3 separate regions of the Homo sapiens genome follow, and all the other regions are linked to region 2. Evidence: read pairs that join two places in POLR2A ChIA-PET (ENCODE). Cell type or tissue: GM12878. All regions are shown on one strand. Links, peaks and the distances in the headings refer to the core of each region. The heading gives the core; the rest is flanking DNA.

Region 1 (10,845 bases), core at 1,707-9,706, 96 kb before region 2:
ATCCATGATTCTGCTTCTAGATGACAACTTTTGGAGCTTTCCTCCACAAAGGGGCCTTCTGCAGGAACTACTTCAATTTGCTGGATATGCTGGTGGTTGGGGTGTCTCTGGTGTCATTTGGGATTCAGTAAGTATTCTGGGGTGTGTGCCCAGAATTGTTGGGCTGAATGGTTTATGTAAGGGATTTTAACATAATTGATAAAGGCTGGGCATCATTTTCATGATTATATTTAGTTATATAGGTTTATTTAATTTGCTCCCATTCCAGAAAGATTTAAACAATTCATGTTTTCTTGTGTGTGTGTGTTTTTTTCTTTTTGTGCCTGCTGCTAAGTTGAGCTTATTACTGTCTGTGAAATTTGCTTTCAACTGAGGTGAAAGAAGTGTTGACTAGGAGGGAGGGAATCTAGGTTCTAGTCCTGGTTCCTCCAAAGGCTGATTCCAGGGCCTTGAGGGCATCCTCTCTCAGGAACCCTGTGCCCCTTTTATATAGGAGGGGCTGGGACCAGGTGGCCTTTCAGTTTTTCCAGCTTAGATATTGAGAACTTCCTTTGATTTTCAGGATATAGAACCTGCTAGGACTTTTTCTTTGGCCTCAAAATTTTTCAGCTAGGAGGGAGCCAAGGCTGAAAGTCAGGGCCCCAGGTCTTTTCCATGGCATTTAGCGATTTCTGGTGGGAACAGCCATTGCTGAGTACTGCTTACCATCCCCAGGGGTGTGGGGCAGAGGCTCCAGTAGAGCATCAGGTGTGGCCTTGCTTTCTTGCTGGCCTGTGAGCACTTCTGTTCAGGTGCTGAGCATAGAATCTCCCCTGTATGAGCACACATGCACACACCTGCCCTCTAAGCTAAAGAGAAGTGGAAAGGACCTGCCCTCCTAGGAAGACCAAAAACCTCTGCTTGGAACAGCCCTTTGTGTTATCCTTCTCGCCTGCCACTGAGGGAACCCTGTGATCATAGCTTGGAAGGCCATTTGCATTAACATCTTTGCAGCTCCTATTAACTCCCAGGCTGTTCATGTCCAAGCTGCAGCCTTGCCCACTTCCTCCTGAGCATGTGTTCTGGCCACACTCAGCCACCTAGGGTAAAGCAGAAAGCTGCATTCTCTTGTGTCGCATCTTTGTACATGCTGCTCCCTCACACTGGAGCCCCCCTCCCTATTGTCCTCGCTAACCCCTACTCCTCCTTTGGGACTCACCTGGCTATCACCACCCCCACCCCAGAGTCCTTCCCAGGCTCCCCCTGCCCCACCCCCACAGGTTGTGCTCCCCTGGCTGAGCACACCACATTTACCCCTGTCATGTGCCACACTGGGTTGGGATTGCCCATCTCTCCACCAGACTGTGAGCTCCTTGAAGGCCAGAGAAGCCCTGGTACCAAAGTGCTACAGCAGACCTCCAACCTTAAACAAAAACAAATGATATATGAAGCCTAAAAGCCAGCTACTACCTAGTATTTACAGTGAGTGGAAAGAACAAAGAGAGTTCGTGAGTTGTGTCTCTGCCAAGGTTAGCTGTGCACCTGTCAGCCTCTGTGAGTGCCATGGGCTGGGCTTGGGAGGTGCTGCCTCGTGTGGGCGGGGAGGAGAAGTCGCCTCTGAGTCGTGAAGAGAGATCAGCTCAGCACCACATGGATCCCACGCTAACTGTGCAGGGATACTAAAGTGAAGATCCAGTGAAAGGGTGAATCTCAAAGCATCCTGTCCATTTATAACACGCTCTGCCTGCCGTCTTTCTGCTCCTTCCCTAGATCCAGTGCCATCTCCGTTGTGAAGATTCTGAGGGTCTTAAGGGTCCTGCGTCCCCTCAGGGCCATCAACAGAGCAAAAGGACTTAAGGTTTTGATTCCTCTCCTCCCGGCTGGGCTGGCTTGGGTTGGGGTTGGCTGTAATTACTGGCTCTTCTGGGCAGAGCTGAGCTGAGGCCTGATGGATTTTTAAAGTGAGTTATAAGGACCTTTCTAACCAATTCAGCCACCTGTGCCAAGTGCTAATGGCATTTTAAAAATTATTATTTATTGTCTTTATTTTTGGTAATTGAAGATATTTTTCTTTGTAATTATTGTTCATTTATTACCTTTTTATTAGTAGTTCTTTGTGTTTATTTTAGTCTTTTATTTAGTTTATTTAGTCTTTCAGTTTTCATGTAGACTGTATAAAAGGCTACTGGGTTTCTGTTTTCCTGAGTCATTTATGGGGTGGGGACCCTTTGGGCCCATGTGCCAGGCAGCACTGCACCTGTAGCATTTCTTCTTTTTTTTTTTTTCTTTGAAACGGAGTCTTGCTCTGTTGCCCAGGCTAGAGTGCAGTGGTGTGATCTCGGCTCACTACAACCTCTGCCTCCTGGGGTCAAGCAATTCCCCTGCCTCAGCCTCCTCAGTAGCTGGGATTACAGGTGCACACCACCACGCCCAGCTAATTTTTGTATTTTTAGTACAGATGGGGTTTCACCATGTTGGCCAGGCTGGTCTCAAACTCCTGACCTCAAGTGATCTGCCCACTTCTGCCTCCCAAAGTGCTGGGATTAGAGGTGTGAGCCACTGTGCCTGGCCAACACAGAAACTGTCGGCTGATGTTAGCTCACCTCAAGGCCAAAATCACAAAGAAGAGTCACGCCCCTCTGCCCTCTCCGCAGCACGTGGTCCAGTGCGTCTTCGTGGCCATCCGGACCATCGGCAACATCATGATCGTCACCACCCTCCTGCAGTTCATGTTTGCCTGTATCGGGGTCCAGTTGTTCAAGGTAGAGGAACTGCCTCCAAGCATAAAACTCAGGTGGATTTCTTTAAGGAGAAGCCTGCATTTACTTAACTGCCTGTCTATTTTATACCCAGGGGAAGTTCTATCGCTGTACGGATGAAGCCAAAAGTAACCCTGAAGAATGCAGGTGAGCGTCCTGAGAGTGGAGTAGGGGACTTAGAAGAGCAAATAGCAGACTTCAAGGATTCACACATGTTGGCACGTCAGAAGTTTTGGTCGTGAAATAAAATAGGCCTGTGTGCTCAGCTTGTGGGTAGATAGATGGTGTTTGTTTTTCATTGAGGTGAAATTCACGTAACATCAACCATTTTCAGTATACAGTTCCTTAGCATATAGTATCCATGGCATTGTTGTGCAACCAACATCTCTATCTAGTTGCAAACTTTTTGTCATCCCAAAAGAATGGCTAGATGGCTTTTGTGGTGGAGAATCTATAAATGATGGGAGTTGGGGGAACCCTGAAATAACAATTATGAAATGCCCCAAATAGCTTCCATGACAGCCATGTGGATGATTTCCCCAAATCAGAATTTGGAACTCAACTCCCTGGTGTTTGGGAACTGGCTCCCTCTTCTTATACACTTTCTAGACTTCCTCTCTCCTGGCTCCTATTACCTACATCTTGGCCATATTTCCATAGACAAGAACTGGCAGAGGAGAGACAAGGTGGGAGATATTCATGCCTCCCATTCCAGGATGTCCAGTGACCATGAAGGCAGTCATGGAAGCCATTGCCTAAAGTTTCAGACTGTGCAGAGGCCTGTGTCTCCCCACCCGCGAGAGACATAACTGACTGGGCTCTGGCTGACTGTGCCTGTACATTGGTTTGGGGTTTATTTTAAGCAGAAGGTGCAGTCAGAGAGCACCAATTGCAATTTGGCTGTGTCTCTGCACCTCCAGAGGCACCGTTCACACACCGTTCATGGCGTCCCTGGAGGTGAGCAGCCTGGCATTGGCGTGAGGACACTGTTTCTTCCCTCTTGAAGCCTCTGTGTCTTCATTTGTAAAATAAAGATATTGCGCTTTATCTCTTGGGTTCCTTCCAGAAATGAAGTTCTGGGAGAAATAATTTGCCAGAAATAATGCAATTCTTTCGGAAAGAAAATTGGGAATGTCATTAGTAAGAAGAGAAAGGGATTTGATTAAAACTAAAATGCAGGAAGAGTATACGTGGGTTCGTTTCCTAGAGCCTACAGAGTTCTCTATGGCTGAGCTTTGATCCTTCAGAGCGCGCCTCAAGCCCATTGTGTAAGAGATGCTCTCACCATGCTGTGGTTTTTATCGGCCAACGACGTATGCCCGGTGTCTGGGTGGCTGCTCTGGAGAATACACGTTGCACTGGTAGTTATTCAATGGTTATTTGAGCCGCGAAGTAGATTAAATGGAGGGCGAGGAGAGGAGAAACGGCGCCGGTGTTATGCTCAGCTGTGTGACAGGCGGGCGGACTGAGTGTGACCTGCCTGGAGGTTGGATTGGGGCAGTGTGTCCAACTTTACGCTGCTTCCACCTGTCATGTGTGAAGCCAGACGACCCACACCTGTTTTCCTCTCCAGGGGACTTTTCATCCTCTACAAGGATGGGGATGTTGACAGTCCTGTGGTCCGTGAACGGATCTGGCAAAACAGTGATTTCAACTTCGACAACGTCCTCTCTGCTATGATGGCGCTCTTCACAGTCTCCACGTTTGAGGGCTGGCCTGCGTAAGTACAGGGAGCACACAGTCTTCTGGAGAGGCACCTGCGTGCCCAGGGCTGAGCCCTCCCTCCTGGAGTCAGTCCCATTTCTGTTCTCCAGTGTCGCAGGATTGCCCTGTGGCTTTTTAACCTTGGGCCACTTCTCAGTCACTTCTTGACCCACAGGGCCTCTTTCTGTGTAGGTGGATGATTTGTGAAGCAGGGTTGGTAGAGGTGCCTGGCAGCATCTCTGGGTGGAAGCAGGGAGGCCTGAGATGCCTCAGTCCCATGAACTCCCATTGGATGTCAGGAAAGCTGCCATCCGCTGCTCCCAAAGAGGGTCTGAATGGTGTCCCAAACCATTCATTCATTCATTCATTCATTCATTCATTCATTCTAATATATTCCCAGTTGCGGACAGTTGCTGTTATGCCATCTCTTTTACTGAGCACCTGCTCGCTCATTTACAGACCATGCTGTGCAGAGGCTTGTGTCTCCCCACCCGTTAAAAATGTCTAACTGGGCTCTGGCTGACTGCGTGCTTAGATACCAGCTCTGTGCAACATGGCATGTTAGGCACTGTGGAGGAAACAGTGTCTAAACATGCTTCCTCTCCTCAAGCCCAAATCAAATCAGTGTCAAGTGGTCAAACCAGGCAGGTGGTCTGGTGTGTCCTAGATGTGCAGAACAGGGTCCTGAAGAATGGCTAAGATGTTGATGGGTAAAGTAAGAAGAGCAGGTAAGGAGAAGTTAGAATTTGAAAGGGAGAATCCTCTGTGCTTTCGTGTTGCTCTTTGCTTCTGGAGCTCCCACCCCCAGCTCCTGCCATCAGTGTGCAAACACACCTAGAGTCCTGGATACCCGGTCCCCATGCATAGATGAGCTGCAGGAGGTGGGCAGGCTGGGGCTCGCAGGCCAGCAGAGTTCTTGGGGTGTGTGTAAGAGTCAGATATTTTCAGGAGCTCCTGTAGGATAAAGAGACAGTCAGGTGGGGCTTGTTCATTAGGGATTTAATCCTGGGAGAACAGAGGCATGGAGTAAGGCCCTTCACTGTGTGCAGGCACAGGCTATAGTGTCAGGCTTTGAACACTGTACTTGAGCAAATCATGGTGGCAGCTGAGGAGAAAGGAGCAAACCTGGGACTCGGGGCTTGGAGGAACTGGCTCAACTCCTGGCTCTGCCCCCAAGGAGTGTGACTGTGGCACTTTGATACCTCCCTGAATATTCCTATGATGGGGATGATAGTAATGTCTGCCTTCCCAGATGGATGTGAGGATTAAGGGAGAGGCTGTGAAAGTGTCTCGGGAAGCCTATGCATGGGCTGGGTGCCCCAGAAGTGTTGAATCTGCATCAGAATGGGGATCAATGGACCCCAAGGGTGTTACAGTAATCCCCCTCTTCCTGTTAAGAGTTCCGCTAGGCATAGCTTTAATTTTAGTGCATATCTCTGTTTGGGGAAGCACCCTTAGTTCTTTGGAACTACTCTGGTTGGTCACTTACTGTCTTGCCAGTGTGCATAGTTTTCACTTCCTCCAGTGTCTTACACGTGATATTCTTCCTCTCTGAATAGAAAGGAGTGTTTTAGGATATTTGTGAAATCTTTTGATTTTCAGTTCCTCAGAACAGTCCCTCGATGATGATATCCTGGGTGCCCCCTCCTCTTAGTGCTGGCTGTTTGGGCCTGAGGCTGATGGGAGAGACCTGGTTGTGTCCAGCAGCCTTGGGGTGGGTTCCCAGCGAGTGCTCATGAGAGGAGTTCTGGAGAGGGAGGACCTGGGAAGGCAGCGGGCTGGGCCGTGTGGGCTGGGGGGCTTGGCAGGTCCTCACTTGGTTTTTCTCTCTCTAGGTTGCTGTATAAAGCCATCGACTCGAATGGAGAGAACATCGGCCCAATCTACAACCACCGCGTGGAGATCTCCATCTTCTTCATCATCTACATCATCATTGTAGCTTTCTTCATGATGAACATCTTTGTGGGCTTTGTCATCGTTACATTTCAGGAACAAGGAGAAAAAGAGTATAAGAACTGTGAGCTGGACAAAAATCAGGTTAAAGTCACACACTGTTTTGGCTTCTGTCCCTTGGTCAGGAGCGGAGTGCCTTCTTTATTGACTGATTTCCCCCATACCCAGAGAAGGGCACCCACATACTGTCTGTCCCTGGGGCTAGGGCCCTGTTCTAAGCACACCCTCAGCCCATTTGAGTCATCACTGCTGAGCGTTAGGTTTCCCGATACATATGAGACTTTGTAATTATGAAATCCATCGCCAGACCTGGTGGTATGAAATCAGAGAGTGCTTACGCCACCTGCCATGGTCATGACCCACTAGTGATGTATCAGAATCTTAGTTGGGGTGCTGTGGCCACTCACACAGACATTCACAGTCCCTACTGGGAGATGGTCTTTAAAGCCACTTAGGGCAGTTTCTTACCCTTGGTGCTATTAGCATTTCAGTCTGGGATGATTCTTGGTTGTGTTTCCTGGGCTTTTTAGGCTGTTTAGCAGCATCCGTGGCTTCCAGCTGTTAGATGCCAATGGTTCGTCTTCCCCTGGTAGCAGTAACCAAAATGTCTCCAGACATTGCCAAGTGTCCTTTGGGGGGCAAAGCTGCCCCTTGTTGAGAACTGCTGACCGAGGGGGGAATACCCTGCATCACCCCAGGGAAGTCAGTAACTTTGAATTTGGGACTAAGATTGTATTGGCATCATTCTTGATCTGACACCGTGTTTTAGCCAGTCTGGTAGAAGTAGGAGCCTTTTGCTCGGGTGACGTGGTGAGGAGAGGGAGCCCTGTGCTCTGGGCTATCTTCCTACACCTGCACTGTGACCCTAGGTGCCCTCTGATCCCTGCTGGGGCTTGATCCCTCATCTCTAAATCGAGGGCATTAAGGAGCTGCTCTTTAGAGATTCCTTGCAGCCCTGAAAGAGTCTACAAGATCGAGATTCTTTTCTGGGAGTTTCCCCGGGTCCTCTATCAGTAGCATCTCTGTTTTGATGACGACGTCGCAAGCAAGAATGATCTGGTAGCCTAGGCTTCCTCAGAGGAAGTGGCCCAGGCACGGCAAGCCAACCATAGCTGGCTGTACCCACTGGGAAATGTGAGAACATGCCGGTTTGTGTTTGCAGGAAGATTTTCCTTTGAGTTGTCAGGGTGTCCCTGTAGACTCCACCAGTGATTGTCAGGGAGAGGTCTGGCCCAGCAATTTGCTCACCCAAGGAAGAGGAGTGTCAGAGCAAGGCCAGGCCAGCCACGCAGAGCCAGCGCTGAAAGTGTGTCAGCCTCTGAGGTCCAGCACAGGCTTGAATTGGGGGTCCCTGGAGTGAGCATGTGAGGTCAGAGCAGCGCCGGGTCCCAGACACTGGGAACCTGTCCGAAGCCTGCACCCAGAGTCAAAGCAGGAGAGCGGGGGTAGGTCTAGGCTCTCAATGCTGAGCTGAGGGCTCTTGGGGCTAGAGGTTCCCTCTGGGCCTGCTGCAGAGGGTGGACCAGCCCCACTACCCAGAGTAAGTGAGAAAGTGCTCCAGCTGGGTCCCAACCTGTGTTCAATCCAATTGTCACTACAGTGCTCCAGCTGGGCCCTAAACTGCGTCCAATCAATCCAGCTGTCGCTACAGTGCTCCAGCTGGGCCCCAACCTGTGTTCAATCCAGCTGTCACTACTGACCACATCCTAGGGATTCTGAAATGAACACAACAAGCTCCCCAGCCCAGAAGCTCCCCGATGGACATGTGGATAGCTCCCCATAAGATGTGTATTGTTAACACACTCTGGCTCCTGAAGGGTATCTCATGTGGTTCCAACTGGGAGCATCCAGGAGGCTACTAGTCTTGGGGAATGAGCCAGCCCCTCTCGTTCTTGTGAGTTTCTGTGGTTACTTGGCCTCCTTTCCTGGAGGACAGCACAGGCAGGGGAACTATAGGTGTGATCCACCTATAGATCCCCCGTATGTGTGATAAAGAGGAAAGGCAGTGATAAGGCCTGGACCCAGTCCTCACTCCTGCTTGTGTATACACTGCAGGGCCTCAGGAAAGACAGCTAAAAGCTCTGAGCCTCAGTTTTTAGTAAGCAAAATGGAAGCCACATGGGTAGGCACCCAGCTTACCCGGAGCTTGCTGGGAGGGTCAGCGAAGGTAATGGAGGCAGGGCCCTCGGTGACTCAAGAGTGGTGCCAGCAGCAGGAAGGGGGTCACTCGTAATCATTTTCACCATCGTCCACGGCCCCTTCCCGGGAGCTGTAGGGTGAGCTCTTTCAGAGCAGATGACCACGGGGTCCTCCTTCCCTGCAAGTGCTCAGAACCCCGTTTCTGCCCTTTTCTGCTGTTGCAGCGTCAGTGTGTTGAATACGCCTTGAAAGCACGTCCCTTGCGGAGATACATCCCCAAAAACCCCTACCAGTACAAGTTCTGGTACGTGGTGAACTCTTCGCCTTTCGAATACATGATGTTTGTCCTCATCATGCTCAACACACTCTGCTTGGCCATGCAGGTAAAAATGGAGACAGCCGTGGGGATCAGGTCCGGGCATTCCGCACAGCCCCGTGCCCCAAATGCTGAGGGTGGAATGCTGCCCCTCACAGGAGGGGTTTGATTTTTCTGATGAGTCTGGGCTATAGGTTGGCCAGAGTTCTGTTCTGGCTGACAGTTGTCACGGTAGGAGTTTAAGATAGTTCTTTTGTTGAAGAAATTATCCGTACAGCATGATGGTAGGTAACATTTCCATGGAGCCTGGCATTGGTGCTCAATTCTGTAAACATTTACCATGGGCCTCCTGTGGCCAGCTAGTGGTTGAGAACTACAGCTCTGGAGATACACAGCTGTTTCAATCCTGATTTTACTCTGAATTTTTTGTGACTTGGGGAAAGTTGTTTAAATTCCCCGAGGCTTGATTTCTTTATCAGTAAAATGGGGAAATCTGTCACACCTACGTTAGAGATAAGGTTTATGCTGTAGATAATTCCCCTCAGACACTTTGTTTTTTATTTTTTGCCTTTTGTTTTTGAGGCAGTCTCACTCTGTAGCCCAGGCTGGAGTGCAGTAGCGCGATCTCGGCTCACTGCAACCTCCGCCTCCTGGGTTCAAGTGATTCTCATGCCTCAGCATTCTGAGTAGCTACGATTACAGGCATATGCCACCATGCCCAGCTAATTTTGTATTTTTAGTAGAGACAGGGTTTCACCACGTTGGCCAGGCTGGTCCCGAACTCGTGACCTCAGGTGATCCGTTGCCTCAGCCTCCCAAAGTGCTGGTATTACAGGCGTGAGCCACCGCGCCCGGCACCTTTGGACACTTTGATCTGGGCCTGTCACAGAGTAACACTCAATGTTGGAAAACAAAACATAAGTCACACTCCTGTCCTCAGGTGGCTCTCAGCATGGCAGTAGGGAATTTTCCAGTTGATGAAGTGTTGAGTTTGACCTGAGTTACAGCTACTTCTTATTCCAGTGGGGGCAAGAAATGCAATTGAGTTTAATTGGCCAAGTCAGATTATAGTATGGTATTAACAGCGAATGTTTTCAAAAGTTACATTGCCTAGTAGATACTCTACGAGGACAGGAAGCAAAGACCAAGGTCTAGAGCCAGCTTTTGCACTGACTTTAAGAACTCCAGCACATCAAACCAGCTCTCAGTGCTGTCTGGACAGTAGGTCTAAAGATAGGGATAAATTTTCTGGCATTTTTCTTAACCTAAGAGTTCTTTTTGAATGAAAAGGACTGTGTGCTGACGTAGAAGAAAGTGTAAAATCAAGAAAACACTGCCTTTTATTCAACATAAACTTACATGGCATAAAATTTATCCCTAACCAAATTCTACCTCTATTCATAGACATTTTGGTGGTATCTGCATTGTGCTCTGGTCAAGGCCCTCAACATAAAGCCCTGCCAGAAGAAAGGGTGAATTCCCTTTATCCTGAGCAGAGGAAATGGATATGTTTTCCCCCTTCATCATTCAATCATCCTCATCTTGTCACAGACCCTCCTGCACTTTGTGGGAGTTCACCACATGACCTTGCAATGCCGGTGGAATTGCCCAGCGAGGGTGCTGGGCTGTGGAGGATGCCCACAGGGGCACAGAGGGCTGGGAGCCTCCATGTGCAAGCATGTGAGATCGTGGCTGAGGCTCTGAGAACGGTCCCTCTGTCTTCATCCATAGCACTACGAGCAGTCCAAGATGTTCAATGATGCCATGGACATTCTGAACATGGTCTTCACCGGGGTGTTCACCGTCGAGATGGTTTTGAAAGTCATCGCATTTAAGCCTAAGGTGAGTTGCAGAACCCACTTTTCAAAGGTTGTTGCTGAGTCACCCTAGAGAAGTACCCGCTTCCTGTTAGTCTTGTGTTACTGAATTATGCTAAAGTGTTCTGGCCGCTAACTGGGTTACCACCTGAGAACATTAAAATCTGATTAGAGCATG
Region 2 (10,477 bases), core at 2,478-10,477:
TCTCTACTAAAAATACAAAAATTAGCCGGGTGTGGTGGCACACGCCTTGTAGTCCCAGCTACTCGAGGCTTAGGCAAAAGAATCGCTTGAACCTGGGAGGCACAGGTTGCCATGAGCCAAGATCGTATCACTGCACTCCAACCTGGGCGACAGAGTGAGACTCTGTCTCAAAAAAAAAAAAAAAAAAAAAAAAAAAAGAGACTGTAAGATTGGAAACCTGGAGTTCTAACACCCAGGCAAGGGTGGGGGGCCCAGGCCGCTCAACCTCCACGGATGGCTCCTCAGGGTAACCTACTATTTCTTCTCCCTTGCAGGCGTGTCTGTGGATCCAGTCTGTGCAGGTGCTGCGGGCGCCCAGCCATGGGTAGGAGGCAGGGTACAACAGAGGTCGCTGCTGGGGAGACCCGAATCCCTTAGGGGCCCCTCCCAGAGTCAAGCACCTGATAGACTAGGGGATGGGGGATACAGTGCCTCAGGCTGGCCCCTGAGGAAGACTGGCCACTGTGCTCCAGATGTGTACTCCCTGCACTCTGGGCTGCACTGTGCCTGGGTGAGTGGCATCTGCAGCACAGAGGGCCTCGGGTGAAAGTAGGGAGGTGGGTATGGGTAACCCGGAGCACAGCCAGAGGCAGACCGAGGGGATAGAAGGCGCTGGTGTCCCAGCTCTTATGCAGTCACATAGCAGCAAAAGAAAGACAACTGCTGTTCCCTCTCCAGGGGAGATGAAGGCTCTCCTCATGGGCAGGCTTCAGAGGCCAGGAGTTACCAAGCTCCCACCTGGCAGAGCCCATCATGGAGCTGCTCTTCCTGCCATGTGCATTCACTTACAGACAGCAGTGGGGGAGAGCTAGAAGCTCCCAGAGCCACGTACACAGCAGGCACTCAATAAACGCTTGTCATGTGACTGGTATATAAAAATGCACTATCCGGGGAGGAAAAGCAGACACAGAAGCAGAGGCCTAGGGGGTAGTAGCTTCTCTCATAAGGATGAGGCTGGTGCTGCAGAATCTGCCCACTTTTGTCCACCCCTTGGACACCACCTGGATCAGGCCCCATCATCTCCACTGGGACCCTCCTCACAACATACTAGCAGTGTCCCTGCTACTAGTGCTGCCTCCTCAGGCTACCCCAGAACCAACTCTCCACAGAGTAGCCAGGGTGATGTCAGAACAAGCGGGGAGCCCGGACCAGCAGAAGGAGAAAAAGATATGGGCGAGGGTCAGCTGGGGACTCACCAAGGTGACTTCACACACATGAGGCAATTAAAAGACCGACTTCTCTGTATAGTCCAGGCAGGGGTCTGAACGGGAGAATGCAATACCACCTATAAAACATCCTTGCCCAAAAGTTCAAACCTGAATCTGATCACACTTCTAGATCAATCCACCGACTCACAAGAAACGCAAAGGTCAGAGCAACTTGCAAAGGTCCATCATCAGCAGAATCCAAGTGCAGGGAAACCCCACACAGTTCTTCAACAATAAATCCAAGTATAGAATGGATAAATGAGAGAGAGATGAGAGAGAGGAAGGGAAGCCTACAGGCTGTGAGAGGAACAAGATCCAACCATGAGAATGTGCTGCTCTTCACTGGACCCTGCTCATCTGAACACTGAGTGCGTATGTGAGGATGTCAAGATATCATTATTTGTCAGACATGACTATGATTCTGCAGTTATGTTGTTTAAACTCACCCTTTCAGGAACCTTTGTACATTGTTTGTGGGAATGCAAATTAGTACAGCCACTGTGGAAAACAATATGGAGATGCCTCAAAACACTAAAAATAGAAATATCATATAATCCAACAATCCCACTACTGGGCTGGGTATATAGAAGAAAGGAAGTCAATATATCAAAGAGATATCTGCACATTCATGTTTACTGCAGCACTATTCCCAATAGCCAAGACATGGAATCAACCTAAGTACCCATTAATGGACAAACAGATTTTTTAAAAATGTGATCCATATACACAATGGAGTACTATTCAACCATCACAAAGAATGAGTTCCTGTCATTTGCAGCAACACTGATGGAAATGGAGGTCGTTATGTTAAGTGAAATAAGCCAAGCACAGAAAGTCAAAAATCACATTCTCACTCATGGTGCGGAGGCTAAAAAAGTGGATCTCAGGAAGATAGGGAGTAGATGGGTAGTTATCAGAGTTCAGGAAGGGAAGGGAGGATGGAGGGTTAAAGATAGACAGTTAGATAGAAGAATTATCTAATATACAGTTAGATAGAAGAAATGAGATCTAGTATTTGACAGGTCAGTATGGTGACTGTAGTTAACAACCTGTTATACATTTCAAAATAACTAGAAGAGAATAATTCAACTATTTCTAACGGTAAATATTTAAGGGTGGCTCACACCTGTAATCTCAGCACCTTGGGAGGCAGAGGTGGAGGTGGGAGGACTGCTTGAGGCCAGGAGTTCAAGACCAGCTTGGGAAACATTGTGAAACCCCATGTCTACAAAAAAATTTTTTTATTAGCTGGACATGGTAGCAGACACCTGTAGTCCCAGCTCCTTAGAAGGCTGAGGTGGGAGGATTGCTTGAGCCCAGGAGTTCAAGGTTACGTGAGCTATGATCTTGCCACTGTACTCCAGCCTGGATGACAGAGAAAGACCTTGTCTCAAAAAAAAAAAGTTATCTAGGATTTGGCTTACAATCACCCTAGGGATTAGGGGGACATACAAAACAGGACCCCCACGAGGTGAGGCTAACAAAGTTATGTGAAGAGAACACAAAATTCCCATCTCCATCATCTCTTCTGGCTAATTTTATACAGGTTTCAAATCTTCCATGATAAAAAGGATTTTTGTAGTTGTTGTTTGTTTGAAATCTCAGATCCCACCAGAGGAGTGAAGGAAAGCAGAAAGGTGGGAACATCTCTGTGGCACAGGGCCTGGCCGACAGCGAGGGATTTCCAACGATTCCCCAGAAGTTTGGGGTGTTCTGCAAATGCTCATTGCCAGCTTCCTTTTTCAAGTAAACTTTTAACCCATCTTTTTGAAATCTCAGTTAAAAAATACCCACCTCACATCCAGAAGTGACAGGATACGGTGCACTCTGTGACCGGGGCTGGCCTACACACTCTTTGTGATTGTCTGAGAGAGATAAGTACAGAATCAAAAGTCAGAGGGTAGAAACTTTTACAGTTTTATCATTTGACACAGCAACCTATGTCTGTTGAGTCTAATAAGCAGATAGTGGGCTTATCTTTTTTATATATCTTCCATTTTATTATAACAATTTTCATCATATTTTAAAAATTGGCCCATGAAAGATTAAAATTTTAAAAACAGTCATCTAGTCTTTCACCATGGAGAGCTTGAGAAGCACTGTTATGGACCAGACATGGAACCCCTGCAGACCCCAAATCCACCAGCTTAGGAGGTTGGCCACAGATGCCAGGACAAATCTTCCCTTCCCACTGTCTGCTGCGCCGACTCCAGTACTTCCTATAAACACATCACAGGCGCTGCAAAGCCTGTTTGATTTTCTGCGCTCATTGGCACACTTCCACACCAGTACAAGCAGAGCCACTTCCAGCAGACACCTCTGTCACCCAGGCTGGAGTGCAGTGGCAGCTTCACAGCTCACTGCAAGGTCCAGGTTGTGTGCTGGGTGCCCCTGCTGGTCAAAGCACCTTGGCCAGCCAAGGTTAGCCAGCCAATTTTCACACACATGCCCACTGCTGTTTCCTCTTCAGACTTCTGGGTGGGTTTAACCGCAGAGGGTCCTAAGATTGCAAGGTGAGTGTTTGAAAAACTGACTGCTTCTTTGTATCAACTGGAAATCACTCTATCACTAAAGTACTGAAATTAATCAGGAGCTGGGACTAGTGTAAGACATCAACCTGCACCCATGGCCCTAGGTTTCTAGTGTGCTCCTGAAAATGGTATCGCTGTTCTAACTATGATACACACACACACACAAATCACAAATATAAAGTTATAAAATAAACTCACAGGCTGGGCGCAGTGGCTCACGCCTGTAATCCCAGCACTTTGGGAGGCCAAGGCAGGAGGATTGCTTGAGGCCAGAAGTTCAATATCAGCCTCAGTAACATAGCAAGACCCCATTTCTAAACAATAAAAAAAGAAAGAAAAAATTAGTCAGGCATGGTGGTGTGCACCTGTAGTCCCAGCTACTTCAGAGGGTTGCTTGAGCCCAGTGAGCGGATTGCACCACTGCACTCCAGCCTTGGCAACAGGACAACACTCTGTCTCAAAAAAAAAAAAGAAAAAAGAAAAAAAGAAAAGCGCAAAGCTAAAACCAAACCACATAGTGATTTTATCAAGTTCACAGCTGGCCTGAGTTTCATCCTCCCTCTTCTTACATAGCCTCACTCATCTTGTTTCTTCCTCCATAAAGTGTGGAATGTGATGCTACATCTACGACCCATATATTATTAATAACAAATAAATTCAAGTATCATGGATCAAAAAATATACCACCGATCCTGTTGCATGTGCCCAACATACGGCCCAACGTAGGGTGACAGGGTGATCCTCCCTGCAGCCCTATGAGGCTAACTTCATCACCCCTGTTTACAGATGGAGCTTTGAGAGAACGACAACAGTACCTGTCTCCTCTGCATCCGAGGCTTTCTTTGAGACCCCAGTGTGATAACAACAATGTAAAAATCAATGCAAGTACCCAGGAGACAAGGCACAGGGACCACAGCCATGAACAGAACACATGTATGTGACCTCAAGGGGTTTCTCCTAGGAACCAGGAGGAGTGGGATTAACGCTGAGTTAACACCTAGCCTGAGTCTGCGGGCTTTCCTGGGCCAGCCCCTCCTACTAGAGCAGAGAAAATGTGTTTTGTAGCCCTGCTGGGAACAGTGGGGTGCAAGCCCTCAGTGTGGCTTCAGGGTCTTTCCCTCAAAGCAGGCATTAAAATTGACCCTGCCAAGCTTAACCAGCTGGAGCAGAACATGGGGTTGAGGGAGCACCGAGGCCAGGAGTGCTCCCAACAGTTCCTCTCCCAGCTCCGGCTCACCACCAGGGGCCCTGGGAGACAGCCAGTATGTGCCAGAAACGGCTCACTCTTCACGAGACAATGAATCCACTGTTGACCAGCCAGGGCCTTGATTAATATTTGCAAAAGAACGAACTGGAAAATTCCACCTGTGTGGGTGGAGGCTGGACCCGCAGGACTTGTCAACAACCCTGATGGCCTTGTTCTCCCAGGGATGGATCAGGCAAAGAAGCAAAGGTCGGAATAACAATGACAGAATCTGGGGATTACCGTGACTCTTGGGTCCTAGGGAATTTCCCCCCCCACCTTTTTTTTTTTTTTTTGGTTCTGCCTCTCCTGCCCCTAAATTTACACAGCACTCTTAAATCCTTCAACTTGCTTTCCTATCTGCTGTTTTGCTGTTTCTTCTGCGTTTCCTAACAGCCCTGCTGGGGAGGCAGAACTGATGTCAGCCCCATGTTACAGATGGAGAAACAGGTTCCAAAAGACTAAGAGCCTCACTCAAGGCCAACAGATGGTGAATGAGCCGCAGAACCAGGTGGTCTGGAAGCCAGGCATCTCACCGCGCTGTGGCTGCACAGAGTCTGTGCAGACCCTAGGGTCTGGGTCAGGGCCATAGGTACTTGACCCAGTGATCTTCCAGGCTCTGGCAGAGGCCCTGACCTTTGCTCTGCTTGTGAAGAAAGAGGAGGAAGTTCAAACCAGCTCCCCTGGGTGGGCAGGCTCAGGCACTGGCCTTGGATGAAGGTAGGTGTTAATTTATTCATCCATTCAAGCATTTAATGAGCACCCCCTACAAAGCCCCCCCGGACAGGAAGGCACACTGGCTGGTAGCTCTTTCAGAAACCCAGACCTAGCAGAATTTATGACTGAAGGGAGAAGGTCAGAAAATGTCCAAAGGTCGCTTCTCTCATAGACTCAAATCACTTCATCGCCCCTATCACCACCCCATTTTACAGAAAAGGAAACTGCTCTGAGAAGAGCAGTGACTTGCCAGAGCCTCCAGTTCAAAAAGCCACAAAGTCATCAGGCTTAGGCAGCCAAATAAATTGTGTGCCTTCCGGCAGGCCACCTGGGACCTCTCATGCAGGGCCACTTGAGGCATGGCCTTCTGAGCTAGGGGGGAAAACCCCCGAGGGGACAGGCAGACACACCTGTTTGCCCACCTCAACCTCCAGTTGTGGCTACAGGGCCCTTCACACCCTCTCCTCCACTCCACAGCCCCAACTACGAAACTGAACCAGGTATCACCCCATCCCTAAGCCCCAGGGGGCCAGGGCAGTGTCATTCTGAACCCAGAACAGCAGGAAAGCCACTTGGCCTGGGTCTTGGGTCTCTGCCTGGCAGCCCCTGCCTGAGTACTCCTCCTTCTTACAGCTCAGCCACCTCCAGACCACCCTCACCTGACACTTCTTCCCCTGGGGGGAGAAAGAACCTCAGCCCTTCTCTTTTTACAAAACCCCCTCCCCTATCCTTTTGCCAAGGCTTCCTGTGACTGCCACCAACCAGCCTCAGTGCCCTTGGTCTCTCTGCCCCATCTGACCCCATGAGCTCCTCCCTCACTACTGGGCTTTCCTGCTGCAGCCCCTTAGACCTCCCCACCTCCTCAGGCAAGCTCTCCTCCCCAGGGCTCTATCCTCCTCTCCTCTCCACTGCCCCCTGAGAAAGTCTGACTCATGAACCCTGTCTCCAGGCCTAACCTCCGCACCCTGGTTGTCTCAAAGCCTGTGTGCCGAACAACACCAAGCTCACAGCAGGGCCTGCCCTGGCACACAACTGAAAAGCCAGCACAGCCCAGAGCCTGGCCCACAGCACAGAATCAGATACTCACGGAATGAACGCATGTTAGTGAATGGCTGCCTGCTCGCTCGTCTCAGAGGGACTAGCCCTCTATTTTGCCCTGCAGAGCCAACCAGGTGGCCTTTCTAAAACCAAAAATGGATGACCATTTAAGCCTGTACCATTGTTCCTCAGCACCATGGGACAAAGTTCACAATCTTGAGCTTGCAGACGAGGCTGTTTTCATCTGGGCTTCCGCAGCAAGGCGGGTACTTGTGTCCTTGAAAATAATTCTCACTGCACTCATCCTCACTCCAGGAGTACCCATCAGCCAGCACCCATGTGTGGTTCACCTTTGCACCCAGCAGGTATTTGCTGAACAGGAAGATGACTATTAGAGCTGAAAATGTTCTCAAGGGCCACAGGGCCCAAAGCAACTCAGAGAGGTGGAATGAGGGGCTCAGGGTGGCCCAGTCCCAGGCAGGGGTGCGGCCACAACCTCAACTGAGTTCCTTGGTCAGGAAACAGAGCAATTCTCTGAAAATGCTACCTGCAACTCCACACGTATGCATGCCAGAGCCCAAACCCCTGGCTGATCCCCAGTCCATGCAAGCCTTAATCAAGCTGGCAGGTGGGCCAGGCCTGGCACACAAGTAGGGCCTCAGCTAAAACAGCTGCTTGACTTAGTACAGCCTCTCACCAGCTGACAACACACCCCTAAGTTCCATACCCCTCTCTAGGCCTCCGTCTTCTCATCTGTAGAATGGAGCTAATTCTGCCTACAAGTTTAAATGGCCCTGAGTTGGTCACCACAACCCTGTCGTTTGCAAACCGAGGGGGCTGAAGCAGCAGTTCCAGCCTCTGTGACTCCACTGTTAGCCCAGCTGATTTTTGTGAACTTTCCCCCAAACCCACTGTGTCTCAAAGGATGGTCCCTGGGCCACCCACCCACGAATTACGGGGGCGTGGGTGGAGGCTCGTTAAATGCAGATCCCGGGCCTGACCCGGACCTGCCGTCTGGATCTCATTTTAGGCGGCGCTAGAGATCCCGGGCCAGGGAAACTTGAGAACCGCAGCTCCAAATCGCCAGTGCTGACGGCTTCCGCTTTGGGAGCCCCAGGTGTTGCTGTCCGAACTCACTTGGTGGAAACAGACATTTACCAGAAAGCCTGGGGTCGGGCAGCGGGCACTCCTACCGCTCTAACCCCGCGTAGCTGAAAGAATTCGCTCCCTCAAAGGAGTCAGTGAGCTTCGGCAGTCTGCGTTCCACCCGTTTCGCTTCGCGCGGCGGGGCGATTGTGTAAAGCGGGCCCGGGTCTCGGCGTCCAGCCCGGCCCCAAACCTCCGGCCCCCAGGCCTCTCCGGGCTAGCGGCCGGGCGGCGCTGCTGCGGGGTGGTCGGGGCGCCTCCGCGGCTACTCACCCGGGGCGACTCGGCCGAGAGCCCGACAGTCGGGACCGGAGCGGGAGGAGCGGGTGGCCGCGGCCCGGCCCCTGCCCCGCGGCACTTTAACCGGCGGCGCCGGCGCCCCGCGCGCTCTCTGCGTCCGGAATGGGGACGCAGCAGTTCCGACCCGGTCGGCCCCGGAGCCGCGAGGCTAGCTGGGCTCCAGCGGAGGCGCGCGAAGCCCGAGGGCGGGTGCAGCTGATGCACCTGGCTCACTGCATGCACGTGTGCGCGGGGGTAGGCGCGCGCCGCGGCGGCCCGTGCTCCGCCAGCGCTCGGACACGGCCCATCCCTCCGAGCCCCAGCAGGCGAGGGCGCTGCGACCTGCCCCAGCCTGGGAGGGGGCCAGCGGGCCCGCCCTCTGTTCGGGTGGCGGGAATGGGTCGGCGCTGCGAGAGGCGGAGCCGAGAAGGGGCGGCCCGGCGGCGCCGGGATAAAAGCGCAGCGTGCGGGTGGCCTGGATCCCGCGCAGTGGCCCGGCGATGTCGCTCGTGCTGCTAAGCCTGGCCGCGCTGTGCAGGAGCGCCGTACCCCGAGAGCCGGTAAGCCCCCGCCAGCACCTCTTCCCTCATCTCCCGGCCCTCGAGCCCAGATCCTGACGTCGTCTGATCCGCCAGTCCAGGCTGCCCCGAAGGCGTGCGCGGACTGCCGGCTCAAGGGGCATGCCTGCACCCTCAGGGCAGCCCCGGACATCGGCGTCAGGTTGCTTGAGTCAGGGGCGTGGGAATCAGACAGACCCGGTCTCAGATGCCACCCTGTACTGTTGGTTCTGTCATTTATGCTCACCAAGTTCCAAGTCCCGAACGGTAAAACGAAGGGCAGTACCGAACCCACCAGGGTCTCTTAAGGTATAACGACATGGCCTGCAATTAGCGGCGAAGGGCCTGGCACGTAGTTATTGTTACTTGGGGTCTGCTCACCTGTTGGGGCACAAGAACTGTTTCTCCATTAGTACCCCCTCCCTTTTTGGCCATATTGATTGCCATGTTCACTCGTGAAGGCAGTTGCCTTTCTTCCCCAGTACCCTGAATGATCGAGGGAATCTTCTGGGTCACTGAAGAGAAAATAGCTCATCCCCCAAATAACCTTTGAAATGATACCGCTGCCCTCTTAGAATAGCATATAGCATCAAGCTCCGTAGTCACCTGCTGGTGGACAAACCCCATTCACTGTTTCCTGATGTCTTCAGCTCCTATCCTTCCCCTCTGTGTCAGTTCAGAAGCCCTCTTGGCTCTTTGCACTAAAGGGAAGAATTCATCCCTTTTGCTGTAGTTGCTGCAAGGCCAACAATTTGAGCTTGGTAGCATTTAGGGTTGTTGCTTGGCCTCTCACCGGCCGTTTGATAAGAACTCAGCTCCTGGTATGATGGCTCATTTGTTAAAAAAAAAAAAAAAAAGTCAAGTCTGGCCGGGCTCGGTGGCTCACGCCTGTAATCCCAGCACTTTGGGAGGCTGAGGCGGCCGGATTGCCTGAGGTCAGGAGTTTGGGAACAGCCTGGCTAACATGGTGAAACCCCGTCTCTACTAAAAATACAAAAAGTAGCCGGGCATGGTGGCAGGCGCCTGTAATCCCAGCTACTCCGGAGGCTGAGGCAGGAGAATCACTTGAACCCGGGAGCCAGAGGTTGCAGTGAGCCGAGATCTGCGCCACTGTACTCCAGCCTGGGTGACAAAGTGAGACTCTGTCTCAGAAAAAGGAAAAAAAAATCTGATGATATCCCTTAGAGTTCATTTTTTAAAAGACAAATAAATGATTGACAATTTTGCCCAAACTCAAATCATTCAAACCATCAAAAGGAGATCTTAGAAGGTGTTTGGAAATGTGGATGCTCAGCAGCATATTCCAGAGCTGCTGGACGTATCACATTGAGTCTTGTCATTTGAGCTTGCTGCTGCCTAAAGCCCCAATATTTTAGGTTCAGTATTTTATTCCAGAACCAAAGCACAAATTATTTTTTCTTATGAAAAAACACGAGCAGCTAACTTCAAACGATTTAGTACCAGCCTTTCTTGAACACTAATAATTGCTTATGGTTTCGTGAATTGCTCAGTGAGTCCTTTTGTGTTAGAAGGGGAACATTTTAAAGAACCTGAGGAAAGTACCATGGACTGCATTCAGAGCTTTCTTTTGTTTATCTCCTTAGCATAGCTACTCCTTAACCTGGGGTAGCCCAGTAAATACTCTAGGCCGTCCTAAAAACCTAGAGTTAAACATTAGAGTGTGAAGGGGCCTCACATCGGTCCCAAGTCATCCCCTGC
Region 3 (9,747 bases), core at 190-8,189, 71 kb before region 2:
CTTTTCAGCAGCCCTGCCTAAGAGGCTGTTGTCAGACATACACCACCCAGGCGTTTAGTCTCATAGGAACAGAGTGTGGTCCAAGGGGGTTTGTGGCCCGCAGGCAGGCACCACTGCTTGCCCCTCTGCTAGAGACATTCTGTTCCTCGGGGCTAGGAGGCCTGCTGCAGAGCGGTTAGTTCCTGAGACCCACAGCCCTGACTAAGCCAAGAGAACTAGCCTCCTCGCGAGAAGCGGGGGCACACTCTGCATCTGTTGAGGTCTTGCAGCACTGCCTTTACTGGATGCCTGTCAGCCTGGGCACAGCATGTCCCCAGATGTGAATTAGAAAGTGGTACTGTGTCCATGCCCATGTCCATGGCTGCCTGCCCTCAAGTCCACCTCCAAGGAGAGCCACTGGTATTTTCTCAGGGAGGGAGCAGGTGTGGTGTCTAAAGATGGGAACCACACATTTTTTTAAAGGGGGAAATGCTCTCTGGAACCATTGACTCCTTCCTGGTTCATTAATCCATTTTCAATCTTTGATTTCTTAAAGCCAACTGAAAGTGAAAATGTCCCTGTCCCAACTGCTACACCTGGGGTAAGATCAGTGACTAGTCCCCAGGGGCTGGGCCTTTTCCTTAAGTTTATTTGACCATGTCGAGTTTTCCACTGGTTTTTCTGTATTCTCCATGATTGTCCTTCCAGAACAGTGTCTGCAGTGGTTTGCATTCATCATCAGTGTCCAGTACTCTTGACCAGCCCAGCGTTCTCCTCTAACACAGTAGAATACGTGGACATGCATGTGCTGTGTGGACGCAGTTTTCCGAGCTCTGTGTTGTTAGCATGTAACTCTTCCTTTCATATCATGCTTTTTAAGATGAAAAGGCCCTAGAATCACATCTTCAGTTCTTACCTCTGTCACCTTTGCATCTGTTGCTGTTTTTCTGAAAGTGTTGCATGTTCTACTTTCCATTGGGTTTGACCTCTCCATGATAACCCTTCAGAACTCTGAAGAGAGCAATAGAATCTCCATCACCTTTTTCCGTCTTTTCCGAGTGATGCGATTGGTGAAGCTTCTCAGCAGGGGGGAAGGCATCCGGACATTGCTGTGGACTTTTATTAAGTCCTTTCAGGTAAGAGCCATGCCAAGGACTTCTCTCTTTGTCTTTGAAGATCATATGTAAGTCAGTGATTGTCCCCATCCTAGAGGACCCAGGCTCCCCCTGTGTGGCCACTCTGTGGACCTAAATCAATAGAAAACATGGAATGCTGGAGAGACCCAAATCAGCATTTCTTGGGTCAATCACATGGGATTACTTGCCTAAAGGAAACAGAAGAGAAAGCAGGAAGGATCCGTAGCTGAGAGATCTGTAGCATTTCCAAGACTGAGAGAGGTGTGGGGCCTGCAGCCCTGCAGTGCCCCCGGGATGCCTGGTGGTGGTGGTGAGTGCCAGGTCCCAGCAGACTGCCTGGAAGCCCAACAGCCTCTCTCTGACACCTTTTCCTCATAAGGCTACAACAGTGCTGTGTCTGTTGGCTAGTCTAGATACAAATCAGAAACCACCACCTGGGCCAGTGCACTATCACTGGGTTATCCTGCACCTGGAAGGGTCACAGAGTTCGGGATGTTTGGGCATACACCATGTCTCATTTGTCACCTCTGATTCTCCAGGCTGGCACAGCTCGGTTCTAGACTTTCCCAAGTAGAACCAGCTTTTCCCGTACCTGCCAGTACCCTGCCCCAGACATTCTAGCCTTCTGGACTGATTCCATTTGGAAGAGAAGGTGTGGGAAATATAGATTCTTAGTAAAAGGTGGACCCATGTAGGGAATTTGTGGATATCTACAAGCATTAGAAAGTGAATCCTGCATCTTCATTTTTTAAATTATTTGACTATTTTTCATTCAAAAGTTATAAATGTTTACAATAACAAATGAAGCTGTCCAAAGGTATATAAAGAGAAATTTCAAACTTGGCCCTCACCCACCCCTGGGGTAACCAGTGTTACCCTCCCAGTAAGCATTTGTCCCTAGTAGATGGGATTTTCACAGGTAAAAGGGAGAAGGGACAGCAAGCGGGGTGGTGCAGGCACTCACAAGGGAAGTCACAGATCCTGCTGGGGAGAATGAGGTTGGAGGAAGGTAAAGTGGGGGCCTCAGGCAGGTGAGCCTTGAACTTGCTAAGGCACAGAATCCTCGACAGTTATTATTCATTTAAAGTACCAAAACTTGGGAACAAACTGCTATAAAAATAGATAATTCAGAGGTAATGTTATCTCACTTTTTAAAGAAATTCTTAAAGATTCAATTTGCCACAGATAAGAAAGTCATGTTCCAGAGCAGCAGTTCATAAAAGCAGAGAAACTGTGCAAACAAAAATCGTAAACATTTGGCAATCTAGGAAGAAAATGCACGTAGGTATGTTGAGGAAAGCCTGAAACGAACTCTGTGGGACCCTGCTGAGCAGTCCAGCTGCAGGGAGGGCCAGGCTGGCAGGCACAGGTCAACAGCTGGCACAGGTCTGAAGGTGGCTGAGCACCTGTGAGCCACTGACTTTCTGACAAGCTCTCTCGGATAGTAGAGAAAGCGGGTGCTTTAAGCATGTGTTCCCAGAATTAAGCCTAACACTCTGGGCACCCTGTGCAGGTAGACGTGTTGGTCACATGTGATGAGGTAAGACAGCAGTTGACATTCAGTGAAAGGACGGGGGATCTGTCAGACACTCGTACTTGTATTTGGTGTTTATGAAGGGAGCCACACTTGGCGACCCCCCAGCTCACTCCTTTTCTTCCCTGGCCCAGCCCCCCAACTTAGCAGTTCTTTCAGAAGGTGTACATCTTAAGAGAGGTATTTTGCATCCTACAGCCACAGCCAGAAAGTGGTTCTTCCCCTCTGACCCAGTAATTCCACTCCTAAGACTTCACCTTAAGGAAATACTTCAGCAGAAGCAAGGTGGTTTTGCATAAAGATATTCCTTTGCGACATTATCTACAATACCGCCCCCCAAAACATACCCACAAAAGAAAGTGGAAGTACTCTAAATGTCCAGTGTTCTGGAATGGTTTGATCAATTATAATTTCACCCCAAAAATCCAGTAATGAATTTAAGGATTATGAGAGTTACGTGTCTGTGTTGAAAATGTTTAGGGTTAGGCTACAGGGTTAATGACCGTGGAAAGCACATCCTGCCTGTAATATTGTAACACTGGGCGTGCATGTGGATGGTGTCTTCAGGACTAAAGTAGTTGGGCAGGGCTGGGATTTAAACGGTTCTTCCTCACTGTCGATATTCTTTCACGGTAACACGTGGAATAGAAAGGAAGCATGTGGCCACTCATGGGTCTTCTCAGGCTGTGGCGGGCCGTCACGGGGACAGCCGGCTGGTGCTGAGCCAAGTGCCTTTTCTCTCCCAGGCGCTCCCGTATGTGGCCCTCCTCATAGCCATGCTGTTCTTCATCTATGCGGTCATTGGCATGCAGGTAAGCTCCAGCCATCTCGCCCTCAGGGGCCCTTTCACTGGGTAGCCCCAAATCTGTGGCAAGATGTACCCTGACCAAGTGAAGTAGAAGCATTGTGATTTTTCAGCCAAATGCCTCTGCTGAAGCCTAGGAAGATGAGAAAGACAAAGCTGCTTAGTAGAGAGCTCCAGGGGAGGCCCAGGCTCAGATGAATGTGGAGAGGTTAGAATGCACCAGGAAAAACTGCATGTCATGGCAGAAGAATTATGCTTTATCATAACAAAGTGAAATTCACTTGAAACTAACTATTTCCAGATGCCAAGACTGAAGAGAGAAGCAAGTAGCCCCTCGTGGGTCTTTTCAGTCTGTGCCGAGCCGTCGCGGGAACAGAAGGCTGGTGCTGAGCCAAGTGCCTTTTGTGACCATTGTTGTGCTTTAGTAGCTCACCTTTAAAAAGAGGCATGAAACTGGGCTCTTCTGTGACCCAAGCAGAGGGGCTGCACCCTGTTTCCCAGTTCCTCCTGGGCATGGGAAAGGGACTGGGCCTGCCTAACAGAGGAGCCCTAACATCAAGTGGGCAGTGGGATGGGTTGTGGGTGGAGGGAGGCAGCCTAGTCTAAGAATGGAGGCAGTCGAAGAGCCCAGGTGGCTGTAGATCTCTGCTGGCAGGCTCCTTGCAGATTCTCCACGTGTGCAGGTGCTGTCTTTCAGGTAAAGGAGGGATGTAAGTCAGAAAGAAGTAAAGTGATTCTATGATTTTTGGGGCAGAGAAATGGTAGTGCTTTTTTCTTTTTTCTTTTTTTTTTTTAAAATCCTGAAAGCATAGAAGCATTTGCAGATCTCTGGGAATCTTACCAGGAGTTATGAAACAAAAGTCAGCATACTTGAGCCTCTGTGATTCAGCAGCACGTGGTGCTATGTGCCCTGGAAGGTCTTTTATCACATATGTTCTCATAAAAAAAAGCCATCTCAGAACTGCAAGCTGCATGGCACACACAACCCCAGATTCACCCAGCAGGCGTTTGTAAGCATCTGCAGGTTTCTCTAGAATGTCAGTCTGCTCCCTAAATCTCACAAGTAAAACTCTTTAGTACCTTCCCATTGCCCTGAAGATAAAGCCCACTCTTCTGCCCGGGGCTCACAGCCCCTGCCTGTTGCCTCCTGCCCTTGTCTCCAGCCTGGTCTTTTATCTGTCTGCTCATCACACGTTATTTTCATTCCCTCGGTATCTATGCTGTCACCCTGCTCCTATGCACATGGTGCTCCCTCCACCCGAAACACTCTTCGCCTTTCCTATCACCTGATGTATCTTTCAGTTCTGAGTTTACATGTCACTTCCCCCTAGAGGCCTTCCCTGACCCAGCCCCCCAGCCTTCAGTAGATGAGCCTGTCTCACGCTTCCCTGTGTGTCTGGACCACCCCAGCATCATCACTGGGGTTTGATGTTGCCTGGCTACCTTTGTGTCTCCCCCAGGGGAGATCCGCGAATGTGAGACCGTGCCCCTCTGGAGCACCACGTTCCCAGTGTGTAACCTGCTGCCTGGCACATGGTTGTGCCTGGCAGATCTTTTTTGAATGAGTGAAGTGCCAGGTACCATGAGAAAACCCTAGCTGGTAAAGATCAAACCTGAGTTAGTTCTAAATTCACATACGGATTTTTTTTGCATGACGAAATCTATTCTCTTTTTCCTGACAACTTCTCCACCTAGATGTTTGGGAAAGTTGCCATGAGAGATAACAACCAGATCAATAGGAACAATAACTTCCAGACGTTTCCCCAGGCGGTGCTGCTGCTCTTCAGGTGACTGCAACTGGCTTGGGCGGTGCTCCTGGGCAGGGGGGTCCGCTAGGCGTGGGTCCAGAGGGACGGAGGACACAGGTTATTAAAGCAGTGTGCCTTTCTCAGTTGATTGTGATGGCTTTTTGTTTTTGTTTGTTCTGTATTCTTAAACACAGACCCTAGCATTTCAAACACAGGAATTTTGCTGGATTGTTAAAACTGCTGTGGTAATCCCGATTGTGGCTGGCATAAGGTTTATTCATTTGGGAGTTAGTAGGGCTACTTAGGCCACCTGAAAAATTGTAGGATGTACGTTTATGCATGGAGGCATGCACTTGAACACGACCAGGAAGACAGAAACTTAGCAAAAACGTCAAGGCCTTTTGCACAGCCAGTGGGGAACATCCTAAGATGTATGATTTCAAATTTTTTGGGATTGCTTTTAACGTCAGTTAATTAACTTTGTAAAACAAGCTGCCCTCATAGTGAGAAAACTTTCTAGAGATCATGAAGTATTTCTAATGACTCTAGTGACTGACAAGTCATTTGCAAGTTAGGTGGTTTCCAGCTCTGCCTTCAACAAAATTGAACAGAGACTTAAGTTGTTAAGTATTTTGGTCATTAAAAATAATCAATAGGCCAGGTGCAGTGGCTCACGCCTGTAATCCCAGCACTTTGGGAAGCTGAGGTGGGTGGATCGCTTGAGCCCAGGAGTTCGAGACCAGCCCAGGCAACATGGCAAAACCTTGACTCTACTAAAAATACAAAAATTAGCCAGGTGTGGTGGCAACTGCCTGTAGTCCTAGCTACTGGGGAGGCTGAGCCCAGGAGGTCGAGGCTGCAGTGAGCCAAGATCACACCACTGCACTCCAGCCTGGGCAACAGAGCAAAACCTTGTCTCAAATAATAATAATAATTAATTACTGTTAATTATACAAATGTTTAAAGTAGAGAAGACACAAAAACAAGCATCCATTTATATGCAGACAGTTAGCGCGCTTGCATCAGATGATGGCTGTAAATCCAAGGGAATTGCAGCAGGACCTCCAGTTACTGTGATAAGTTGCACGTGAAAATCAGTAGGAATTTCACATTTCCATTAATTCAAATTGGATTTTCTTCAAATGACTTAGGTTTTGCTCTAATTATGAGTTTTTCTCCCCTAAGATCTAAGCTTCAAATTCCTTCTTTCCCCCACTAAAGCCCCTTTGTTCTTCATCTGAAAAAGGTGTGCAACAGGTGAGGCCTGGCAGGAGATCATGCTGGCCTGTCTCCCAGGGAAGCTCTGTGACCCTGAGTCAGATTACAACCCCGGGGAGGAGTATACATGTGGGAGCAACTTTGCCATTGTCTATTTCATCAGTTTTTACATGCTCTGTGCATTTCTGGTAAGTGAGCAACACAGCTCCCCCTCTCAATTTACAGATGCTTATGTAGCAGTCAGCGTTCACACAAATGGCCTTGCCCTGTCCCATCGCCTGAGGACAATTGATGTGGATGAGCACTCTGGACTCCACTTGGCAGTTGAGGGCTTTTGTTTAACCAGGCGTGTGTCACTGCCGCCACCTTTGTAAGCAGAGATTTGGTGCTCACTAATCGGCTTGGAGCAATTACCAATCACCTTAGCTTCTTAGGGTTCCTTTCTAAAATTTCAAAGCCAGTGCATATGGTGGTGACCTAAGAGTGTGAATTATTTGGTGATAATGAAATTATAAAACTGCAATGTGTTTCAGAAGGCCTTCCTTCCCCAGGACTTAATTAAAGCCATTCCAGAAAGCTAGAATCACACTCTTTTCTTAAACATTCTCCAAATAGAAAGTTTTTACAACTTCTCTTGGAGACATGGGTTCCCATGTTTCATGTCCATGTCATTAGAAAGCCTGTGCTCAGTTCTAACGCAATCCAGCTGCAGCTGAAGTTCTTCCTTTCCTATTTGCTTTTTCAGATCATCAATCTGTTTGTGGCTGTCATCATGGATAATTTCGACTATCTGACCCGGGACTGGTCTATTTTGGGGCCTCACCATTTAGATGAATTCAAAAGAATATGGTCAGAATATGACCCTGAGGCAAAGTAGGTTGAAAAATATTTGATTTGGCGTGTGTGGGTGGATTTTGGAATGTCAGCTTTTTTTGTGGAGTGGACTGAAAGTTCGGGCCAGCTGGTACTGTTCCTGGACCTTAGATTGTATTTTACTTCCAGGGGAAGGATAAAACACCTTGATGTGGTCACTCTGCTTCGACGCATCCAGCCTCCCCTGGGGTTTGGGAAGTTATGTCCACACAGGGTAGCGTGCAAGGTGAGTGTCCTGTGTGCGTGTCTGACAGCCTGTCTTGTAGAAGCTTGCTTCATTTAACAAACACTTGTTAAGTGACACAGCCAGGCCTTCTGTCAGTTGCTAGGGATGCAGCAATGAATAATATGTGGTTCCTACCTCTGGGGAAATCTCAGATTTGTAACTCTTTGGACACCCTCTCAGGAACCATCAGAAGAGGAAGGGAATTCTGTAATTTGTCATTGGGTGGATGGTAGAGAAGGCGACATTTCAGTCCGGTCCAGAAGGAACACAGGAGTTTGTCAGAGGCAGGGAGGGCTCAGAAGGAGGCAGGAGAATGGACATCGTAATGGCAAAGGGTGAGCCATTGGGTCATCCTTTGGCTAGGACATAAGAGGAAGTCAGAAGGCCCCAGGTACAAGCTGAGCCTTCTCTGTCCTGCTGAGGTCCAGGAGAATGGGGAGGAAACGTGAATTTCAGGTTCCCATGTTAGGAAGTTGGCTGTTGGCAATGGAGAAGTAGACCTGAGGCAGGGGGATCAACCAGGAGAGCCAGAACGAAGGCAGCAGAAGTGGGAAGAGATAGGAGCAGTCGCTTGGAGATCCACTTAGGATGTGGAGTGGGGAGGACTTGGTGGCCTGGGTGAGGGGAGGGGGAGTGCTAGGAGAGCACATCTCCCAGCCTCGGCATTGGGGGACATGGTGCTCTGTGTTCCACACGTCCCCTCTGCTACAGAGCTTTGTGGCCACCACAGGAAATGGGGCCCCTTTGCTGGCACACTAGGCTCTAGTCTCTCAGGGATGGATGCAGATCTCCCAGTGCAACGCAGTTCTGTGTTTCCATGCCAGAGCACGCTCTCAGGAACCCTCAGTGAGACTTTTCCTTCCACAGAACTCACGGTGTAGCACCTTACATTTGTTGCAGCGACAAAAAAGATTTTCCTTTTTCAAGGAAAACGCAAGGTTTGCCTCTTGAAACTCTGCCTTCTAGAAATTCATACAGTCTGCATAGCAACTAGTTCTTGCTCCTCATGGATCCAAGGAGATCCTGGGGTCAGGCGTTTTTACCACTCCAGGATGCTGAGCCAGCTCTAGACAGAAACCAAGGTAGCAGAACAGAGTCTAAAATATGTTTCAGACTCTCAAAGAAATCCCTTGAGCCAGACTCATGTTCCCTGCCCTGAAAATCCAGAAAGCCTTCTAGGCAAGGCCTTAGGGTCCTTGCCTCTCTTCAGGCCGGACTCTGGATATTGAAACAGAGCTTGACTTTTTTTTTTCCATAAACTTCCCAGTACTGGCCTCTTTTCTGCTTTCCAAGAACAGTGTGGGATCCCGTTCACTGATGTCTTCTTGTGTTTAAATTTCCAGACCCTTTTACATAAAGCTTTCAAATGTCCTTGAGGCACAGTCATCCATTTTGCTGACTCAGGAACTTACCAGGAAAAGTGAACAAATGTCCAGGGTTCCCTGGCTGCCTGTGCTGGTTTTGAAGAGGGTGCCGGGGTTGGTAGGAGGACTAGGAATTTGGGTGGGATGGACTTATGCAGACACAAGATTCCAAATCATCAATATGGAAGAGAAAGAAAATCTTTTCTTTTGGAACATGCTGTTAATGAAAAATAAGAAGTTTTTAAATATTATCAACATCACCATTAATTTAGTGCTTGCCATTTGCCTCACACAAAACTCTTTGTGTCCGTGAGTCCTTTAATCCTTGCAAGTTCCCATCCATTGGGCATGTCATCTGCATTTACAGGTTGAAGTGACTGGGGTCCAGAGAGGGTGTACCTCACCCAAACCCCCTCCAACTCTCATTGCTGGTGTTAAAGGGATCAGGATATAGAAGAGGAGTGGGGAGCATGGATCCTGCTCTGAAAGACCAAAGCCTGGGAGAAGCCACATAGGCTCATGCAAAATGCCACAAGATGTACATGATGGTCTAACTAGGCAAGGTCTGAAGGACATTCCCTGAGTTGGGAATAGTAATGGATCCCGTCGGTTGAGAACCTAAGTCCCAGGCCCTGTGCCTGGCCCATTGTCTTTTACTTCCTTTAACCCTCACAACAGCTTTAAAAACATGCTTGGAGCCGGGCACGGTGGCTCACACCTGTAATCCCAACATTTTGGGAGGCCAAAGCAGGAGGATCCCTTGAGGCCAGAAGTTCAAGACCAACCTGGGCAACAAAGCGAGACCTCATCTCTAAAAAAACATAACAAAACAAAAACAATGTGCCTGGAATGGAGGTCTGACCC

Evidence for each region. ChIA-PET counts read pairs that join two places held together with the same protein. Peaks named below come from ENCODE experiments on the same cell type or tissue, not always from the same donor. Only the 100,000 strongest peaks of a DNase experiment are listed, where the experiment ranks them.
Region 1: POLR2A ChIA-PET joins it to region 2 with 19 read pairs; 2 of 35 experiments call an interaction of 5 or more read pairs at or near these places.
Region 3: POLR2A ChIA-PET joins it to region 2 with 30 read pairs; 5 of 35 experiments call an interaction of 5 or more read pairs at or near these places.

The regions. Positions count from the first base shown.
Region 1 is chr3:53,742,991-53,753,835 of GRCh38, forward strand. It overlaps CACNA1D (calcium voltage-gated channel subunit alpha1 D), which reads left to right. Exons shown (of 48, transcript NM_001128840.3): 22 at 21-127; 23 at 1,750-1,837; 24 at 2,634-2,741; 25 at 2,833-2,885; 26 at 4,312-4,458; 27 at 6,278-6,479; 28 at 8,759-8,917; 29 at 10,582-10,692. Among named protein-coding and RNA genes, the nearest start is that of CHDH, 98 kb to the right of the region's middle. RefSeq lists enhancers at 6,283-6,482, 10,422-10,691, 10,498-10,845, 10,742-10,845. In GM12878, for the core only: no CTCF peak of the experiment used is centred there; a DNase peak (open chromatin) is centred at 5,951; H3K4me3 peaks cover 395 bases; H3K27ac peaks cover 2,903 bases.
Region 2 is chr3:53,837,888-53,848,364 of GRCh38, forward strand. CHDH (choline dehydrogenase) reads right to left here and starts at 8,532. Exons shown (of 9, transcript NM_018397.5): 1 at 8,196-8,532; 2 at 3,042-3,112. It overlaps IL17RB (interleukin 17 receptor B), which reads left to right and starts at 8,681. Exons shown (of 11, transcript NM_018725.4): 1 at 8,681-8,761. The coding sequence starts at 8,702. RefSeq lists enhancers at 6,807-7,647, 7,648-8,488, 8,435-8,729 and a silencer at 8,080-8,729. In GM12878, for the core only: CTCF peaks have their summits at 5,010, 7,793 and 8,543; a DNase peak (open chromatin) is centred at 5,964; H3K4me3 peaks cover 4,116 bases; H3K27ac peaks cover 3,628 bases.
Region 3 is chr3:53,769,438-53,779,184 of GRCh38, forward strand. It overlaps CACNA1D (calcium voltage-gated channel subunit alpha1 D), which reads left to right. Exons shown (of 48, transcript NM_001128840.3): 31 at 536-580; 32 at 987-1,115; 33 at 3,396-3,461; 34 at 5,150-5,241; 35 at 6,449-6,608; 36 at 7,166-7,293; 37 at 7,423-7,519. Among named protein-coding and RNA genes, the nearest start is that of CHDH, 72 kb to the right of the region's middle. RefSeq lists an enhancer at 4,583-4,712. In GM12878, for the core only: no CTCF peak of the experiment used is centred there; DNase peaks (open chromatin) are centred at 3,854 and 4,744; H3K27ac peaks cover 2,212 bases.